Regions from separate parts of the Homo sapiens genome. Here region 1 is linked to region 2. Evidence: chromatin loops called from intact Hi-C (ENCODE). Cell type or tissue: HepG2. All regions are shown on one strand. Each heading gives the region's core, and the rest is flanking DNA. Links, peaks and the distances in the headings are about the cores only.

What was found. Hi-C counts contacts between places; a loop is a spot of excess contacts. Peaks named below come from ENCODE experiments on the same cell type or tissue, not always from the same donor. Only the 100,000 strongest peaks of a DNase experiment are listed, where the experiment ranks them.
Region 1: it touches region 2 in a loop (7-fold over the local background); 2 of 110 quality-filtered maps call a loop at or near these places.

Annotation. Positions count from the first base shown.
Region 1 is chr18:51,355,623-51,366,152 of GRCh38, reverse strand. No RefSeq gene overlaps it. Among named protein-coding and RNA genes, the nearest start is that of LINC01630, 31 kb to the left of the region's middle. In HepG2, for the core only: no CTCF peak of the experiment used is centred there; a DNase peak (open chromatin) is centred at 4,502; H3K4me3 peaks cover 637 bases.
Region 2 is chr18:51,273,760-51,284,289 of GRCh38, reverse strand. It overlaps the pseudogene RNU1-46P. Among named protein-coding and RNA genes, the nearest start is that of MEX3C, 81 kb to the right of the region's middle. In HepG2, for the core only: a CTCF peak has its summit at 6,044 (motif pointing left); DNase peaks (open chromatin) are centred at 4,479 and 6,029.

The sequences.
Region 1 (10,530 bases), core at 1,313-9,312, 82 kb before region 2:
TCTCCAGACACCAACTGGGTGCCCTACAATTTAATTTAATTTTGACACGAAGTACCCAATGTTAGCACAGACCCCACAGATTAAGGGCTCACTCCACACAACAGCATTCCACTTGAAATGCCAATTGCAAGTCAAGGCCACCCTAGTTCTGACCAAGCAGCAATAAATTGGTTCAATAATTTGCTAGAACAGCTCACAGAACTCAGGGAAGCACTGTTACTGGTTTATTATAAGGGATATTACAGATAATATGAATAAACAGCCAGGTCTGAAGAGGTATATAGGCCGAGGTCTGGAAGGTTCCTAGGCACGGGAGCTTCTCTCCCTGTGGAGTTGGGATGCACCTTCGTCCTGGATATGGATGCACTCACCAACCCAGCAGCTCTCCAAAAGCCATACTTTAGGGATTTTTATGAAGGCTGCATCACATAGGCATGGTCAATTATTAACTCAATTTCCAGCCCTCTTCTCCTTTCCAGAGGATAGGCGAGAGCTGAAAACTCCAAGCTTCTAATTATGGCTTGGTCTTTCTAGTGACCAGCCCCCATCCTGAAGCTATTCAGGAGACCACCAAGAGTCATCTCAGTAGAACAAAAGATGCTCCTGGCCCAGGCACAGTGGCTCACGCCTCTAATCCGAGAACTTTGGGAGGCCAAGGCAGGCGGATCATGAGGTCAGGAGATCGAGACCATCCTGGCCAACATGGTGAAACCCTGTCTCTACTAAAAATGCAAAAGTTAGAAGGGTGTGGTGGTGCGTGCCTGTAATCCTAGCCACTCAGGAGGCTGAGGCTGGAGAACTGCTTGAACCAGGGAGTGAGAGTTTGCAGTGAGCTGAGATCGCACCACTGCACTCCAGCCTCGCGACAGAGTGAGACTCCGTCTCAAAAACAAACAAACAAGAAAAAACAAACAACAACAACAACAACAACAAAAAAGATGCTTCTATCACCCAGCGAATTCCAAGGCTTTGAGGAGCTCTGTGTAAGACAATTCTATTATCCCCATCATTCCAGAAATTACAAAGATTTTAGGAGCTCTGCGTCAGGAACAAGCGATGAAGAACAAGTATGTACTTCTTATAATATCACACATGTGAATGAAAGTTCTGACTGGAAGAAAAAGAAAGAAATGATTTGGAGAAGAGAAGAGAGGGATTAGGTATTAGAGGGACAGGTACTAAAAACATCCATCATGGGGGTTGGGGGCTGGTAGGGAGAAAGTATAGAAAAGAAGATAAGAGGTTACCGTTTTGTTTCAAAGTTCAGTTCAATAAATCCAATTAATAATTATTGAGCACTTATTTAGTACCAAACACAATGCAAAGTTCCAGGGCAATTTCTAAAAGTGGACCAACTGCATCAGAATCATGTAAGTTGATTCTTTAAAGTGCAGATTCTTAGACCCCATCCCAGATCTACTAATTGAGAAACTCAGGGAGCTAGGCCCAGGAATCTCATTTTTAACAGTCAATCCAGGTAATTCTGCAAAGATCACAATAGTTGAGACTTGGGTCTGCACTGACTTCTCTGCCCTCAAGGGGTCAGGGGATGGAAATGAGACATATGAAGAGATGATTTCCATACAACTTGGTAAATAACAATGACCGAGATGCTGAGAGGCCGCCAAGGAAGCTTAAGAGGAATATCTAAGGGTGGCAGAAGTAACAGTAGTCAAATCAAGCGAGGTAATACCTGTGCTGAATCTTAAAGGCTGCATAGCAATTAGCAGAGGAAATTGGGGTGAAGGAAAACATGGAAAGGGTTGTTGGTTTGCAAAGTGTGGTCCCTAGAGAGCAATGTTAGCATCACCTGAGAACTTGACAGACATAAAAATACTCAAGCCCCACCCCAGACCAACTGAATCAGAATTTCTGGAGGTAGGCCTCAGCAATCTGTGTTTTCAAGCCCCAAGGGGATTCTGACCCACATATAAGTACCCTGGCTAAACAACCAGGACTGCTGGCCATGGAAGAGGCAGAGAGGCAGCAGAGTGGAGCTAGTAGGAATAGAGCCTCGGTGCCAGGCTGCCTGGGTCCAGATCCAGGCTTTGCAGCTTCCTAGCTAGGGGACCTTAAGTGAATTGGTTAATATTTTTGGCGTTGGTTTCTTTATAATAATAGACTTCATGCATAATTAGCATATATAAAGTGCTCAGGACCAAGCCTAATACATATAAACACTACATAAGTGTATGTTTTATGCAGTGTGGGCCAGCAAGGGAGATGGTAGGACTGTGTCATAGGAGACCCTGGCCTTTGAGCATCAGGATGGAGCAGGATATGGCAGAGTGCTAGGGCGTCAGCAAGGGTCAGAGCATGATATTTCACGTTTAAAAAAGAAAAAGACATCTGGGAACATCCACTTCCAAAAAACGATGAAGTAAGTGTACTTTTTCCTACTCCTCCCACTAAGTAAAACTGAAAACCCTGGACATTATAGATAACAACATTCCAAAGAGTGGAGAGAAGAAGGCAGCTCAGCAAGAGACTTTAGGACCCTTGGGACCTGAGGAATGACATAGTAATGAGTTCACTGGATTTTTCCTTTATTTATTTATTTATTTATTTATTTATTTATTTATTTATTTATTTATTTTGGATTCATATATCCCAGACTTGAAGCTGATGCAACCAGCAACCAAGAAATACCAACAGGTGCCAACAAAAAAGCCTGCTGTCTCTAGCCATAGGACCAAGAAATGGGCAGCCTAGAAAGAGAGTGTGGAAATAAACCAAGACCAACCAAATGAGGAAAGCAAAGGCTATTTTAGACATTTCTCAAAAGAAGACATACAAATGGCAAGCAAGTATAAGAAAAGATACTCAACATCATTAATCATCAGAGAAATGCAAATCAAAACTACAATAAGATATCATCTCACCCTAGTTTAAATGCCTTATATCCAAAAGACAGGCAATAACAAATGCTGGCGAGGATATGGAGAAAAGGGAATCCTCATACACTGTTGGTGGGAATGTAAATTAATACAACTGCTATGTAGAACCATTTGGAGATTCCTCAAAAAACTAAAAATAGAGCTACCATGTGTTCCAGCCATCCCACTACTGGGTGTATACCCAAAAGAAAGGAAATCAGTATATTGAAGAGATATCTGCCCTTCCGTGTTTGTTGCAGCACCATTCACAATAACCAGGATTTGGAAGCAACCTAAGTGTCCATTAACAGATCAATGGATAAAGGAAATGTAGTACATATACACAATGGACTAGTATTCAGCCATAAGAAACAATGAGAGGCTGTCATTTACAACAGCATGGTTAGAACCAGAGGTCATTATGTTAAGTGAAAAAAACAGGCACAGAAAGATAAACTTCGCATGTTCTGACTTATTTATGGGACCTAAAAATTAAAACAATTGTATTTATGGAGATAGTAGAAGGATGGTTACCAGAGGTTGGGAAGGGTAGTGGGGGGCTGGGGAAGGAAGTGGGTATGGTTAATAGGTACAAAAACTAGTTAGAAAGAATGAATAAGATCTAGTATTTGATCATGCAATAGGGTGACTACAACCAAAATAATTTAATTATACATCTTAAAATAACTTAAAAATATATAATTGGATTATTTGTAACACAAAGGATAAATGCTTGAGGGGATAGATACCCCATTTACCCCAATGTGATTATTACACATTGCATGCCTGTATCAAAACATCTCATGTACCCACATCTAATGTGGGTACATGAGATGTGCATCTGCTATGTACCTAAAAAAACTGAGTTTTTATTTATTTTTATTTTATTTATTTATTTATTTTGAGATAGAGTCTCACTCTGTCGCCCAGGCTGGAGTGCAGTGGCATGACCTCGGCTCACTGCAACCTCCGCCTCCCGGGTTCAAGTGATTCCACTGCCTCAGCCTCCTAAGTAGCTGGGATTACAGGTGCACACCACCACGCCTGGCTAATTTTTGTATTTTTAGTAGAGACGGGGTTTCACCGTGTTGGTCAGGCTGGTCTTGAACTCCTGACCTTGTGATCCACCCACCTCGGCCTCCCAAAGTCCAATTTTTTTAATTAAAAAAAATAATAATAATGGCTGTTTATTCTGAGATTGCCTCATCAAGGGAGTCAGCACAGCTACTCACATTTGGGCAAAGATTCAAAGGCAGACAGAGAAGCAGGAAAAGTTTTGTAGTGGAAAACAGGGAAGGCTTCAGGTGTGCTCTGATTGCAGGCTGTCAGCATGGGGAAGCTGTAACGGGGCTAATAGAAGCGGGGTATCCTACATGATTAGTTAGGGGTGAGTGCATCATTTGGCCTTCTCTGGTTGGCACTAAGTTGAAAGCAAGGACAAAAGTTAGGAAAGCTGTCCATTATTAATCAGGCCCTGGCCATTTGAGGCTGACTGTTACAGAGGGTATTGTTTAGTTTCCTGGATTATCACTAAAGACAGCAGTCTGGCTTCCTGGAAGTCTGACTTCTAGCAGGCTGGCTTCCTGAATTGCTCACTGTAGATCAAAAGTTGGTTTCCTGAGCAGATTGCTGCAGGCTGTGGGTCAAAGTTCTATTTTTAGATGTGGCCTGGTCATTGTCGGTTTGTATATTTGGTTTCTCAGGCATGAAGCAAGATGTGACGAGAGTATCAGAGAACTCAGCAAGGAACAGATCATGGTGTTTCATGTTTAAAACTGAAAAAGACACCTGGGAACTTCTACTTTCAAAAACATGGAGTAGATGTATTTTTTCCTATTCTTCCAGCTAAGTCGACTAAAAGTCCTGGGTATTATAAATAAGAAGAATCTGAAAAGTGCAGAGTAAAAGGCAGACCGGGAAGGAGCAGCCAAGCAATGACTGGGCGATGAGTCCCCCAGATTTTCTTCTGGTCTTGTATATCCTAGACTTGCTGATGTACCCAGCAACATAGAAATGCCAGGGGGTGCAGACAAAATCAGCCCCCACAAAAGCCTGCTCTCTCTAGCCAAACGACCAGGAAATGGGTAGCCTAGAAAGACAAAAAGCATTTAGACAACAACTGCTCTATTCCAACCAAAGAGAAAAAAGTACGGCCCATTGGAAGTGAGGAGCGCCTCTGCCTGGCTGCTGTGCAATCTTCCAAGTGTGAAGTGACAGCCTTTCTGCAGGTGTACCCAACAGCTCCGAAGAGACAGCGACCATGGAGAATGGGCCATGATGACGATGGCGGTTTTGTTGAAAAGAAAAGGGGGAAATGTGGGGAAAAGAAAGAGAGATCAGATTGTCACTGTGTCTGTGTAGAAAGAAGTAGACATAGGAGACTCCATTTTGTTCTGTACTAAGAAAAACTATTCTGCCTTGGGATGCTGTTAATCTATAACTTTACCCCCAACCCCGTGCTCTCTGAAACATGTGCTGTGTCAACTCAGGGTTAAATGGATTAAGGGCAGTGCAAGATGTGCTTTGTTAAACAGATGCTTGAAGGCAGCATGCTCGTTAAGAGTCATCACCACTCCCTAATCTCAAGTACCCAGGGACACAAACACTGCGGAAGGCCGCAGGGACCTCTGCCTAGGAAAACCAGAGACCTTTGTTCACGTGTTTATCTGCTGACCTTCTCTCCACTATTATCCTATGACCCTGCCACATCCCCCTCTCTGAGAAACACCCAAGAATGATCAATAAATACTAAAAATAAATAAATAAATAAATAAATAAATAAATAAATAAATAAATAAAAGTGACATTTTGGCCGGGCTTCACTACCCACATGTAGGTGGCTCAGGCCTGTAATCCCAATGTTTTGGAAAGCTGAGGCGGGTGGGTCACCTGAGGTCGGAAGTTCGAGACCAGCCTGGCCAACGTGTTGAAACCCCGTCTCCACTAAAAATACAAAGATTAGCCGGGTGTGGTAGTGCATGCCTGTAATCCTAGCTACTCTGGAGGCTAAGACAGGAGAATCATTTGAACCCAGGAGGCGGAGGTTGCAGTGAGGCAAGATGGTGCCATTGCACTCCAGCCTTGGCAATAAGGGCGAAACTCCATCTCAAAATCAATCAATCAATCATTCAATAATAAAAGTGACATTAAAAAAAACAAAAAAAAAAAAAGAAAAAAGTATGGCCCACCTCCACCCACACCAATGAAGGCTGGGTGAGATGCTTGGACTTCTGCTTCACCAGGCTATAACAATATGCCCCAAACTCAGCTTCAGGATGGTGTCAGAGAGGCCAGTGGGAAGCTGGGACTCTTGTTCCCATTGGGCAATAACAAATCCCCCAAGCTTTCTCAGTGAAGACCACATGGGGACCCAGAGCTCCACTCCCACCCAGCAGTTATAAGAAGCACCCATGTTTTGGGAGCCAATGGAGGCTGAATTGAGACCTGGAATTCTACCTTCTCCTGGCAGGAAGGAGGCAGCACCCACACTTCTTCTGCTAGTGCACGCTGCCCCAACCCTGCTCTAGGACGTCACGGTAAATTTGTGCTATTGGGCTCTAATTTTGCCATGGGAGCAGTTACCAACGGAGAGACTTGGTAAAGAGTACAGGGGCTCTTTCTGAATTATTTCTTAAAACTGCATTTGCATCTACAATTATCTGAAAATGAAATATTTAGTCTTTTTAAAAAATTTAAAAACAAACCTGGACTGACTCATCTGGCAAAGAAGAGCTATGGGTTTTAAGCAGAGTGAGAGATTAGGTTTGTGCCACCAGCCACCTTTTGACTGCAGCTACACAGAGGGCCCCATCATGACAATCTTGGAATACCACGGAAATTTCTCTAAGAAGAGGCTTTGGTACAGGCTGTAGGCTGCCTGCTCTGGAGAGAGAATCTTCCACTTCGCATCAACAGAGCTGACATCTGATCACCCTTTCCCATAAACTATAGGAGACAGCCAGGCACAGTGGCTCACCCCTATAATCCTAACACTTTGGGAGGCTGAGGAGAGAGGATTGCTTGAGGTCAGGAGTTCAAGACAAACCTGGCTAACACAGCAAGACCCTGTCTCTTAAAAAAAAAATTAAATAATAATAATAAAAAACATGTAGGTAGTGAAGCCCAAAGCACAGTTCAAAGTGTCCAGGTTGCTGGGGTGATGAGCTTAACGCCCCTGTGGGAAGTCATCAGGGGAAACAACCAGGAGGCGATGGATGATATTACTTATAGAGAGCTAGATCTTGATTTGAGAGACTCTTGTTTCTGACAAATATGCTCATAAACCTCCTCTGTTAATGTCAGTAGTTTCTGGAAATCCAAAAGGATAAACACAAATCAATATGACTGGTGACCAGAGGAGACTGTGGAGCACTTTTTCAACAAGAGAGATTTTGAAAATGAAACCTGTAAGATGCTATCTATGCAGTCAGTTTGTTTCCATCTGTGCCACTTGGACTCTAGCATTTCAAGCCCTGGACCCTGGGTAGGATGGAGCTGTCCTGGCCAGGGACGGGGGCCAACGTGGGGAGGGTGAGGAAGAGAGCAGTTTGGTAATCTATAAACACTTGTCAAAACCCTGCAACAAAGAAAACAAACAATACTTGGTGGGAAATAAAATGGAAAGATGGGTACTAGAAGTCAGAGAGTGCTTGAGCTCAAAGAAGACGAAGATCCCCACTGGCAGGAGAGGTCAAGGTGGCTCCTAAGAGGAGTGGGGGCTGTGCTGTCCTGAGATCAGAGAGCACCCAGACAGAGCGAGACACAGTGAGTCCTTAGGCGGAAAGGAAGGGACCTGGCAGGGAATAGGAATTCTCCGTTGGAGCAGGGCGTTTTGAACCCCATCCATTGTTAAGCTGGGGCTAATCAGTTCAGTTAACAGAAACATGAAACGTAGGATAGAGTTGCAAGATGCCTCTTTGAGGCAATTTGTTTTGTGTAAAAGCAAAATTTTTGGTAAATCAATTTTTTTAATGTTTTTTAAAAATCTATTCCTGCTCAGCCCTAGATGTGTAGTTGGCTCAGGTACAAATCCATACCCAATCCCAGCCCTAAAGGATCTTACATTCCTGCAGTGCAGATGCACAAATACAATTAAACCAATAACAAGAGGTTTTCTCTCTGGTGGTGGGAAAATTACAATATTTTTTATAGCGTCTAGAGCAACATGATTTTGTATTTATTCCCTGTTTTAAAATGTAGTTTTTGTTATCATTCAGGTATGGTGAAGCCAACAGATCAGGAGACCGCTGCCATTGAAGAGATACGTCTGTTACTCACAGACGTCTGTTAGTCACAGAAGAGGAGATGGGAGATGTGTCATGTCGTGGGAGCCACACAGAGAAGCACCAGGGTTAGTCAGGAGGCAGAGGGTGCAAGAAAAAAATATGGGCAAGAGGCTTTATTCTGCTTCCCTGGGAGGAACAGATGAGATGGAGTAAGCAGACTTAGGATTGGCTAGTTTGAATAATTTCAGCGGTCTCCAGGGTGTAGGGGCTGTTTCTAGTTGTCTTGTACCTGGCTCTGGGGTGATTGGGGCAGATGGCTGAGAGTGTTAAGAGGAATGGGAGGTGCAGCTCTGGATTGGTTAAGCTACACATGAAAGGCACACTCGCAGGTGAGTTGTTTGTTATCTCTAGCAATTAACTAGCCCCAAGAGGGGCAGTCTCTCTAAGGTCACCAAGGCCCCCGGTAACAAAGTATCAGAAATACGAAAAATAAAAAGGCATGATTAAAACATTATCCAAGTATTTACTGGGCACCTTGTATGTGCCTAGCACTGCCACTGGGCCTGTGGATTTTCAGAAAACTTGTAGACTTGCCCATCACCTGAGAGAGCTCCCACCCTCTTTAGCGGTTACTTAACAATTTAAGAATTAGTTATATTCGTCAGCTTGGGCTAGAATCACAAAATACTATAGACTCAGGAGTAAACAACAGAAATTTATTTTTCATAGCTCTGGAGGCTAGGAAGTCCAGGATCTTGATGTTTCCACATAGTGGAAAGAGAGTTCTTTCTTTTTTCTTTTCTTTTTTTTTTTTTTTTTTTCGACAGAGTCTCACTCTGTTGCCCAGGCTGGAGTGCAGTGGTGCCATCTCGGCTCACTGCAACCTCTGCCTCCCAGGTTCAAGCAATTCTCATGCCTCAGCCATCCAAGTAGCTAGCAGGTAGCTAGGATTACAGGCGCATGCCACCACACCCAGCCAATTGTTGTCGTTGTTGTTGTTGTTTTGTATTTTTAGTAGAGACAGGGTTTTGCCATATTGGGCAGGCTGGTCTGGAACTCCTGGCCTCAACTGATCTGCCTGCCTCAGCCTCCCAAAGTCCTGGGATTACCGGTGGGAGCCACTGCGCCCAGCTTCTTCTATTATAAAGCCACTAATATCACCCTCATGATGTCCTAAAGGTTCCGTCTCCAAATACCATCACATTGGTGATTAAGGCTTCAACATACAAATTTCGGGGGGGACAAAAACATTCAGTAAATAACACTAGCAATTCAAAAATATATCAGTATGAATATTGCAAATCAGTATTTCTCAAACCTCAGTAATAGATGGACCCTTCTGAAAGAAAAATATTTTTCACAGATCTCCAGTGTTGACTTAAATTATTTTTTGTTATGTTACTTAAGTCTATGCAAACAGAAAATGATTTATAAAATATTTATACTTACAGATTAAAATCACAACATAACAATTATATACAAATAAAAATACAAAATCAATAAAATGTAAAATGGTGTGTATTTAGTGTAATAATTGATAATGCTTTACATAAACTTGATTGACACTCTTGGGAATTTTAGTGGAAAAATGAATTTGAACATTTCCTTTTTCACTTGTTCCCAATATGGATACAATTTTTGTATTTAATTTTTTTTCTCATGCCACCTTCTCTAAGATGGATCTGATTCTGAACATGACAAGTCATATTTTGAATCATTGTCACTGAGTTCATTATCACCACTGTGTTAATCACCAGGTGAGTTTCAATGAATTCACTTTTAATCACCGATGCACTATTTTGATAGATAATCAACTTAGTAGGAAATGCAAAACTTGGAGAAAAAAGATTTCCATTGACCTACTTAAAATCCATTTACTAGTAGTGAATCGTTACAAGTTGATTTGGACCAAGAGAGAATTCATTAACACCTCTGCTGGCAAAGCCAGCATGGTGCTGCCTGTTACCATTCAGGTTCAGACACTGCCATGTGCCCTTTGATCACTCCAGTTTTCCCTCCACTCTTTTCTGTTTAAGCTTCCTCGAAGCTTTTGTTTATTTAGCCAGCCTGGACATCATTTGACCTTCAGATGGTACCACCAAGGCACTGAAATTTTAAGATGAAACTGAGGCATGTGCATTCAGATGAGACCTAGGCTTATATTATTTTAAAACTTAGCATTGAAATTAGAACATTCTCAGAAAATCTCAGGATGCCTCCTAAAGGATAAATCTGAGTCCTTGGAGGTCCACGGATCCCAGTTTGAGGAATGGAGCACAGTCTGGATGAAAGAAGGAGATTGGTAAAATCTGATAAGGTCATGGAAGGCTTTGGAACAAGGATATAGTTGAAGCTAAGTGGGAAGACAAGAAGGATCTAGAAAGACAAGCAGAAGAGAGGACTTCTACTATCCATCTTGATAGTAATAC
Region 2 (10,530 bases), core at 1,566-9,565:
TTGAGATGGCTTAGAGTTGCTGCCTGGTATAGACAGTGCCAGATTTCCACAAATCAGCAGTGAATTGAGAACCAGTTTTAAGGAAAACTGCTCAACATCTTCACCATCATGTTTATCAACCTCAGAGTATTCTATGGTAAGAATGTTTATTTATTCAATTCCTATAATCATATTTAGGATATATATATTATTATTATTAAAAAGTGGACTGCTGTGAACATGTTTGCCAGATTTTTATGCATTATCATAAATGCACAATTTATCCTTTTCTTAAAGATAAATTTCTAGAGGTAGAATTTCTAGATCAAAGAACATACAGGTTTTTTTAATAGCTTTTAAAATAGATAAAGTGGCCAAGTTTCTATCAATTTTACGTTTGTGTATTAAAACGCACAAAGCACCTGGCATAGGAGATACCACAATCACAAAGGTGGTTTTCCCAGGGTGAGGCTTATCCATTGCACTCTAGATGTGCTGATACCTGCGATTATCCCAAATGCGGGAAACTCAGCTGCATAATTTGTGGTAGTGGGGGACTGTGTGTGTGCTTTCCCCTGATGTTTATTAAAAAGAAAAAATTTTTGATTCAAAGTAAATAAAGTAAAATGCACAAAGGAACAGCCCATACCTCACCCACACATGGACAAAATAAAAGGCAGAGACAACCTCGTTGTCTGGATTTACAGTTCTTTGACTACTGCTGAGAACAAATATTTCAGAAAATAGTTATAGGTTATTTTTATCTTTTTTTTTTGAATAGTGAGTTCTTGACCTTTGTCCCTGGACTCCTTGAAGTCCTACCACATGTTAAACCTTAGGATAATACAATGGACACTGATTTTGTCTACTCTGGAGAATTTCCAAGAGTAAGGAGCAAAGTTCCCCAGTTCCCATGGGGCCTACCCCCACTCCAGCTCACACCCCTTGCCTGCTAACCAAATTTGACTGCAAAGGTGTGATGGAGAAACTCCCAGCTTTTTTTTTTTTATCTCTGGCTCTAGAACTTTGAAGCCACTCAACCTAAAGACAAGTCTACTCAAATGGCAAACCCTACCAGCCATCTCTTGGCTCCCTCCCCTCCCCTCCTCTCCCTTTAGAACACAGCCTCAGCTCCTACCAGATCATGACACCTTTACTCCTCTTGCCCTAACACTCCCAGACAGTAGAAGACTTAGTCTGAAAATACATGTGTTCCCCATGTGTGTCTGCATCTGTGAGAGAGAGTCAGTTCAGCAGACCCTCAGTGAGTGTTCGAGTATGCAGGGCCCTGAGCCCAGTGCTATTAGACACATGGAGATTTAAAAAAAAAACAAAACAAAAAAAAGACATGGCCGGCTGCAGTGGCTCAGGCCTGTAATCCCAACACTTTGGAAGGCTGAGGCAGATGGATTACTTAAGGTCAGGAGTTCAGGATCAGCCTGACCAACCTGGTGAAATGCTGTCTCTACTAAAAATACAAAAAATTAGCTGGGTGTGGTGGTGGGCACCTGTAATCCCAGCTACTAGGGAGGCTGAGGCATGAGAAACACTTGAACCCAGGAGGCAGAGGTTGCAGTGAGCTGAGATCGCACCACTGCACTCCAGCCCGGGAGACAGAGCAAGACTCCACCTCAAAAAAAAAAGAAAGAAAGAAAGACATAATCTTTGCCTTCCAGAAATTAACAATCAGGTATGTGACTTATACTCAGATAATGACAGATGGGTACATTTTGAAAATCCTGTAAGAGAAGTAAAGACACTGTGCTATGGGAGGCTAACTTCCAGTGTGGAAAGTTGAAGACTTCATGGAGGAAGTGGAATTTAAGCCTGACAGAAATGGGGGAAAGACAGTCCAGGAAGAAGAAACAGTCTAAGTAAAGGCAAAAAGATGGGGTAGTGCATTCAAGAACTGCTGAGTTCCATTTAGCTGAGAGTAGTTTATCTGCAATGGACTGAAGTTTGTATCCCCTCAAACTTTGTATGTTGAAATGCTAACCCCAAAGCAACAGTATTTGAAGACGGAGTCTTTGGGAGATGATTAGGTCATGAAGGTGGAGCCATTATGAATGAGATTAGTGTTCTTAGATGTGTAAACCAAAAATAAAATTCTAAGCCCTTCAATTGACTGATGAAGCCCCCCTCTCAGCCAAGGGCATTCCAAAGTAAAACTAGTTCAGGCTGTGATGGAAAGCGGAAGTCAGACATGCTTCATTATACCCTCCTCCTTTTGGAATTCAGGCACAAATTGTCAGTGCTAACATTAAAGCAGAGATCTTAAGATTGATAAAACAGACTCTTTGCAGCAATAAGATACCAAATTCCAACCTGACTCTACTATAGCATCACATGATAGATAGTAGGCCCTGAAAGAAATCGAAGTATTTTGCCCTAAAATTTATTTATTTGACATATTTTGAAATGGCCCTGCAAAGCTGCCTCTTGTAGGGAAAATTACTCTCTAGAGAATCTCCTTCCCTTTCCAGGTCTTTTCCCTGATCTAGGAGAGAATCAACTCTTTCAACCAATTGCCAATCAGAAAACCTTTGAAACCACCTGTGACCTGGAAGCCTCCACCTCACCCCACCCCACTTGGAGTTGTCCTGCCTTTCCAGACTGAACCACCGTGCACCTTACATGCATTGATGGATGTCTGCCTGTAACTTCTGTTCCCCCTAAAATGTATAAAATTAAGCTGTGACCCAACTACCTTGGGTATATGTTCTCAGGACCTCGTCAGACTGTGTCATCAGTCATGGTCCTCACATTTGGCTCAGAGTAAATCTCTTCAAATATTTTACACAGTTTGACTCTTTTCATTGACATAAGAAGAGGCCAGAAGCCAGGTACAGTGTCACACACCTGCAGTCCCAGCTACTTGGGAGGCTAAGACAGGGGTATTGCTTGAGCCCAGGAGTTTGAGTTCAGCCTGGGCAATACAGAAAGACCCTGTCTCTAAAAAAGAAAAAAAAAAAGAAGAAGCCAGAGAGCTAGTCAGCTCTCCTTTTTCCAGTGTGAGGACACACCAAGAAGATGGCTGCCTGTGAACCAGGAAAAGAGCCCTCACCAAGAACCCAACCCTGCTGGCACCCTGGTCTCAGACTTCCATCCCCCAAAACTGTGAGAAATAAATATTTGCTGTTTAAGCCACTCAGTTTGCAGTATGTTGTTACAGCAGGCACTGTCTAAGGAGAAGGAATAGAAGATGAAGTCAGGCAGGAAGGCAGAGGCCAAACTTTGGAGGCCTGAATGCTGGGCCAAGAAACAGGGAGTTTTATTGACAACATTTAAGCAAGGAAGACATAGTCATAAGTGATCAGATATAATTGGCCACAACTATTTTAATTTAGAGATTAGATACCTAACCAAGAAAGACAAGAAAAGATGTAAATTGCCTACTCTGCCTTAAAAAAATAACAGGCCGGGCGCGGTGGCTCACGCCTGTAATCCCAACACTTTGGGAGGCCGAGACGGGCAGATCACGAGGTCAGGAGATCAAGACCATCCTGGCTAACACAGTGAAACCCTGTCTCTACTAAAAATACAAAAAAATTAGCTGGGTGTGGTGATGGGCACCTGTAGTCCCAGCTACTCGGGAGGCTGAGGCAGAATGGCATGAACCCGGGAGGCAGGGCTTGCAGTGAGCCGAGATCGCACACTGCACTCCAGCCTGGGTGACAGAGCAAGACTCTGTCTCAAAAATAAATAAATAAATAAATAACACAACCATTGCCATTGATGTGGACAGATTCCTGTTCATCTATGGATCATGCAACATAACAATGGATATGCACATTGTCCCACACCTGCCATTTTGATGTGGGATGCTGTTTGCTTACAACTCAAAAAACTTCATGTGTGCTCAATCTTTATAGTTTGTTTGTGCAGGTCTTTCTCTCTGAGCTGGTGTCCAAGATTTCCAGACAGAAGGAAGAGCAAGTGTACCCTCTGTGTCCAGATCCTTAAATGCATCTGAGCCGCCTTTGACCCCACCTGTCCCCACACCTTGATTTCAACCCCACGAGTGGGGCAAATGAGAACCTCTCTCCTGTCTCCTTTCTCTCTCTCTCCCAGTCTCCTCCTTCCAGCCCAGAAAGGGTCTTTACTGCCTTCCTGTATGGTGAGAAATTGCTCTATATGACATCCTACCTAATTTCCTCTCCTATTGTTAACATGAATAAACTCAAAACTCTAATCCTCCAGCTTTGATTCACATAGAACCCACAAACCTTACTTCTCCCAAAGAAGCTGGCTCTGCACATAAAAATCTTGCAAATGAAAATCCTGATTATTATCTCTGAAATGTACCTGAGACCCTATCTGGGAAGTCAGGAACTGAAATTGATCTCTAGTCTTCAGTTAGATTTTGCAAAGCCCACTGTGTAGTAAATGATTTAACTTTGCTCAAAGAGCGGTCTGGACTTTGCTGTTGGCCCCTGGGCAGTCATCTCTAAGCCCTTGGAATGTCCTGCCTGATAACAGTGTCCTTGTTTTCTAAGGGACTTTGGACTACACCAGAAAGTCCAACAGTGTGATTTATAGTGAAAATTTGAGTCATATGATATCAGTTCAATCTCTAGAGGAACTGGAACCTGAGGTCAGCCATGTGGAAAGTTGACCATGAAACCTCAGTACAAACTCTTAGACTACCACAGTGGCTCATGCCTGTAATCCTAACACTTTGAGAGGCTGAGGTGGGAGTATCACTTGAGGTCAGGAGTTCAAGACCAGCCTGGGCAACATAGCAAGACCCTGCCTTTACAAAATAAATTTAAAAATTAGCCAAGCATGGTGACGCATGCCTGTATTCCCAGCTACTTGGGAGGCTGAGGCTGGAGGATTGCTTGAGCCCAAGAGTTTGAGGTTACAGTGAGCTATGACTGTGCCACTGCACCACAGCCTGGATGACAGAACAAGACCCTATTTCTAAAATAAAATAACCCTGGTCACCCAGGCTCAGGTGAGCTTCTTGGTTGGCAGTACTCCATATGTATTATCAAATATCTTTGCTGGAAGAGTAACACTGTCCATGACACTAGGAGAAGATGGCTGAAAGCTCCATGCTTGGAATTTTCCTGGACCCTGCCCTACATGTCTCTTCCCTTGGCTGATTTTCATCTGTATGCTTTCCCTGTACTAAACTGTAACCATGAGTATAACAGCCTTCAGTGAGCTCTGTGAATCCTTCTAGAAAATTCTAGCAAATGACCAAATGTGGGGATGGTCTTGGGAACCCCCTGAACTTACATTTGGTATCAGAAGTGAGGGTGGTCTTGAGGGCTATTTGTCTAATTCTTCACCCCCTGATAGTAGCTGCCACATCCTCAGTGGGAAAAGAGGACCACAGAGCAACAAAAATTAACTGCGATGAGAATTAGACAAGATAATAGTTCCTAATACACACATATAAAAAGAAAACCAACAGTGCACACTAGGTGAATGCTAATAGTGAGATGCAGGCTCTGAGTAGTACCAAATTCAGAAGAAGGAACAGTGACTGTGGATGAAAGTGGTGAGGGAAGACTTCCTGGAGGTGGTGGGACTTGAACTGGGATTTTGAGGATGTAGAGAAATTAAACAGGCATAGTGAAGAAGAGCATTCCAAGTAGGAAAGAATATTTACATCAGCTTGCTAAACTGGCATATCGATTAGAAGTCTAGAGAGTAAAGGTTACAACAGAAAATTAAGGTATTATTAGCCTTGAAAGCTTCCTGATGTTATTTATCTCCATGGGCTCCTTCATTAGCCAATCACTGTAAAAATATTTTCAAAATACCAAGAATCCCATTGCTAATTTGGAACACAGAGGCAAGAATTCTATTCTTGATTCTTTGATCTTTTCCACAGCCCATGCTAAACATATCTCTCTGAAAGAGTAGATTGGCCTTGAGAAAGATGGGATCGGTGAAGACCCATGGCCTTTGTACTCACAAGAAAGCCTTGGGAGTCAACGCTGCCCAATATCAGCCATGCCAGAGGATGAAAGTGCACTGCCCAACATCAGCCATGCCAGAGGATGAAAGTGCACTGCCCATCTCCAGCAGGTGCCAGTCATAGAGGATGAAAGCAAACAGTGCCCCCTAGAGGTGTGTGATGGGGCTGCCCTGTGGGTAAGGAAAAGCTTTAAGGCTGCAAGCCTGATGTAAAATCACTGGCTCCAATAAGAGAAATTACAGAGCATGGGCTCCTATACTGAAGGCCATAACATAATTAAGGTTAAGGAAACCAGGCGTCATGGTGCACGCCAGTAGTCCCAGCTACTCAGGAGGCTGAAGTGGGAGGATCGCTTCAGCCCAGGAGTTCAAGGCTGCAGTAAGCTGTGATCATGCCACTGCACTCCAGCCTGGATGACAGAGCAAGACCCTGTCTCAAAAATAAATAAATAAATAAATAAATAAGAAAACTAAGGAATCCCCCTACACATACACACACACACACACACACGCAGTGAAATACTTCCAAGTATTCTCACCCAACCTGGATATACGGACTGTTTTCCATCTGTTCTCTCCAAAACACTATAGCAAACATAGGAAATAGAATTTTTCCCTTCTATTTCTGTTCTTTCTATTCCTATGCTTTCTATTTTCTATCTACTTATAGCTATCTATTTCTATTCTATTGTTTTGTATTCAAAACTTTATAGAAAATAGAATTTCCCTTTTCAATATGACATAACTTTTTTTAGGGAGATCAGGAACCTCATTAGAATTTGATGAAAGTCCTGAACTCTTACCCTAACAACACACACACACACACGCACACACACACACACGAAAGAGAGAGTTTTGTGCAAAACTCTAGGTATCTCTAAAACCCCCCTGCCTCACAGGACCAAAATGTGATCCTGACATCCAGTGGTAAGCCCCTTCTTTATGATGTTCATTACTTTACCTCTGTCAGGAGTTTCTGAATTTTGGCTATGTCATAGTGTCAGTGTGGTCATTTACTTTTAAAAGACTTTGGAATGAGCTATGTAATGTGTCAAGGGTGATTCGTTAGCATATGAAGAACCCCAAGCAAAAATTCACAATCCAGCGGTGGCTACTCAGCCCCTCAAATACTGATTGTTACTTAAGTCCACACCACAGGTTTGTAAAATAGCATGAAGGATGTTCGAAATAATTGACACTGGCAAAATGAGTGATGTTCAAGGAATAAGGTTGCCATAAAAATTATCCAGGCCCCTTGAAAACATTAATGCTAAATAAGCCAGACACAAAGGGACAAATATTACATGATTCAACTCATACGAGGTAGTTGGAATAGTCAAATTCATAGAGACAAAAAGTAGAATGGTGGTTTCCCAGGGCTGGGAGTAAGGGAGAAAGGAGAGTTATTTTCTAATGGATATAGAGTTTCAGTTTGGGAAAATAAAAAAGTTTTGGAAATGCATGGTGGTGCTGGTTGCACAACATGATGAATGTACTTAATGTCACAAAACTGTATAGTTTAAAACCGTTCAAATAGTAAATTTTATGTATATTTTATCACAATGAGAAAAATTTACGCAGACCCTCCCATGCCTACATGAATGAAGTGCAAGGAACAGGCAAGCCCAGGATCTAATACCGTTGGAGAAAACATTAGAGAAAGTGTCTGTCCCCACAATTTAGGGACTCCAACCAATATCTCATGTTAACATTTTAATCCAAAGTGGCTGCAATGATGTACGATAGCCAGGATGGCCAATCTTAGGCTCTGGGATTGACTTGACTTCAAAGTCATCAGAAATCATAGCATCCACCTCTAAGTAACCCTTTGATGAAGTCAGTGAGAGGGGCCTCCCCTGAGTTTAAGGAGCACAATGTGTGACTATTTTTATGCTTGTATATCTGGCAGAATTCTGTCAAAAATGTGCTTTCACTGTAACATCCCACCATTGGCCAGGTTGTGGAGAACGTTTCCCCCCTAATCTCCAGAGGCTGCTACTCTTCTAACCAAGGAACCTGACAATTGCTGAACAGGCCAGATTCGCCTAAGCCACTATCCAAGTTCAGAAGAAACTCAGCCTGGCCTTCAGCCAAGAATGCAGCAAAACAGACAGTAGCTCAGGCCTCCAGCCTGGCCCCAGCTGAGCCGACAGCTGCCCAAAAACTTCACCCTGATGGGATTGCTTTGACTTGGAGAAAAGCCACAGGATTTTTGAAGTCCCATCTTGTCTCCACCCAGACTCAATAAGAGAAACTGTAGCCACACCAAGACCAGTTGCTGGGCAATATAAGGGAAAAAAGGAAAAAGACTACTTAATTAAGGAGCTAACTCAGTTATCTATCAGGAAAGCTAAGTGCATGCTGCAGGATAGATAAATATAGACCTTAAATGTAAAATATTACACCGTATCATAACTAAGTTAAAGCTCATAAAGATTAGAAAATTGTTAATTCTCAAATTTCAGGAACATTGCATCATAAAAGAACAAGGAGTGAGAAACTGAAACCGTCAACACAAGGTCCACCAACCCAAATGAACTTCAGATATGAATTAGTTAGCTCTTTCAGTTACCAGTAAATATTTACTGAATGCGTCCAATATACCAGACAGCTCTGAGATAGCATGCAGGAATAACAGTGGTATGGTCTTTTTTTTTTTTCCTATTTCCGTAGGAGCTTATGGTTATTAAAAGGAAGGCAGAAACACAAAAAAAATAAGTTAGTGGTTAAAGGTTTTTTTTTTTTTCTGCAATACTTTGGTGTCAGAAACAAATATGAGGATTTTCCATACTAACAGTCAATTCTCCAACACAAACTAGGTGGCCTACAACTCAACTCAATTCAATGCTGACATTAACTACCCGGACTCCACAGGTTTAAGGGCTGAGATCCACAACACTGTCCCCACCTCAGGCGCCAATTGCAAGTATTGGGTTTCCAGGTTACCCACACTTCTGTCCAACTCGGCAACAAAGTTCCAGGTTCCCATAAGCCCATTTAATAATGTGCCAGAACAGTGGGCAGAACTCAGGAAAGCAATTTGCTTACATTTACCAAGATACAACTCAGGAACAGCCAAATGGAGGAGATGCATAGAGCAGGATAGGAAGGGGGCGGCAGGGGTGATGCACAGAGCTTCCATGCCCTCTTCAGGTGCGCCACCCTCCCGGCACCTTGATGAGTCCACCACCCAGAAGCTCTCTGGATTGTTCAGTAGTGTTTATAGAGCTCAATCTCCAGCACTCACCTCTTCCCTTCCCAAAGTCGGTAGGTGAGGCTGAAAGTTCCAACCCTCTAATCACTTGCTCTTTCTGGTGACCAGCCCCATCCTGAGGCTACCTAGGGGTCCCACTGTAAGTCACCTCCTTAGCATAAACTCAGGTGTGATGGAAAGGGGTTTGTTATGAATAACAAAAGACACTCCCCTCACTCAGAAAATGCCAAGGGTTTTAGTGGCTCCGTGCCAGGAACTGGGGACAAAAACCAAATATACTTTTGTATTAATCCACAGTGGTCAAATAAAATATTCAGGGTGGGTTCTGTGGGGGTGCAAAGAAGAACGAGATAATTTTATTGAGGGTGATGAGTTGGAAAAAGCCTCAGACAGGAGGCTGTGACTATGTTTTAAAAGGCAATAGGTGTTCACTGGGCAGACAATGGAAGGAATGGCAAATGGACCAAGAAGAAGGAAATGGCCCAGTGCCGCACACTCGAACTCCTGACCTCGTGATCCGCCCGCCTTGGCCTCCCAAAGTGCTAGGATTACAGGCATGAGCCACCACGCCCAGCTAGCCAGAGGAACTTTTAAAAACTATATCAAATGAGCTGAGTGTGGTGGCTCATGCCTGTAATCCCAGCACTTTGGGAGGTGAAGCAGGCAGAGCATTTGAGGTCAAGAGTTGGAGACCACCCTGGGCAACACGGTGAAACCCCGTCTCTACTAAAAATACAAAAATTAGCCAGGAGTAGTGGCAGGCGCCTGTAATTTCAGTTACGCAGGAGGCTGAGGGAGAAGAATCACTTGAACCCATCAGGCAGAGGTTGCAGTGAGCAGAGATCACGCCACTGTACTCCAGCCTGGGCAACAGAGGAAGACTCTGCTTCAAGAAAAAAAAAAAAAAAAAAAAAAAAAACTGTCAAATGGCCGGGCACAGTGGCTCACATGGTGGAAGGATGATCACTGAAGGCCAGGAGTTCAAGACCAGCCTGGACAACATACTGAGTCTCCCAACTCTACAAAAAAAAAGATTTTTTTAAAAATTTTTTTACTTAAAAAAAAAAAGCTATAACAAATTTTATCACTCTTCTGCTTTCAACCCTCCAAGGATTTTCCATCCCACATTAAATAAACTCCAAACTCTTTACCCTGGTCAGCAAGCCCCTATGATCTTCCCCCTGCCTATTTCTCTGTCATAAAGTAACTATGTTTTTTCCCTTTGTTGGCTCTGTGAAAGATGCAGATACCAGGATGAAATTGCGTTTGTCAGACCCAGGCAAAATAGGGCCAGGAAGAGAAGGTATGAAGGAGAGGACTCCCGTTTACACATCTGAGATAAGAACTCTTTCCAAGGACTTTCTAAAAACCCCATAAGAAACCCTTTCACATCCTTTATGCATCTC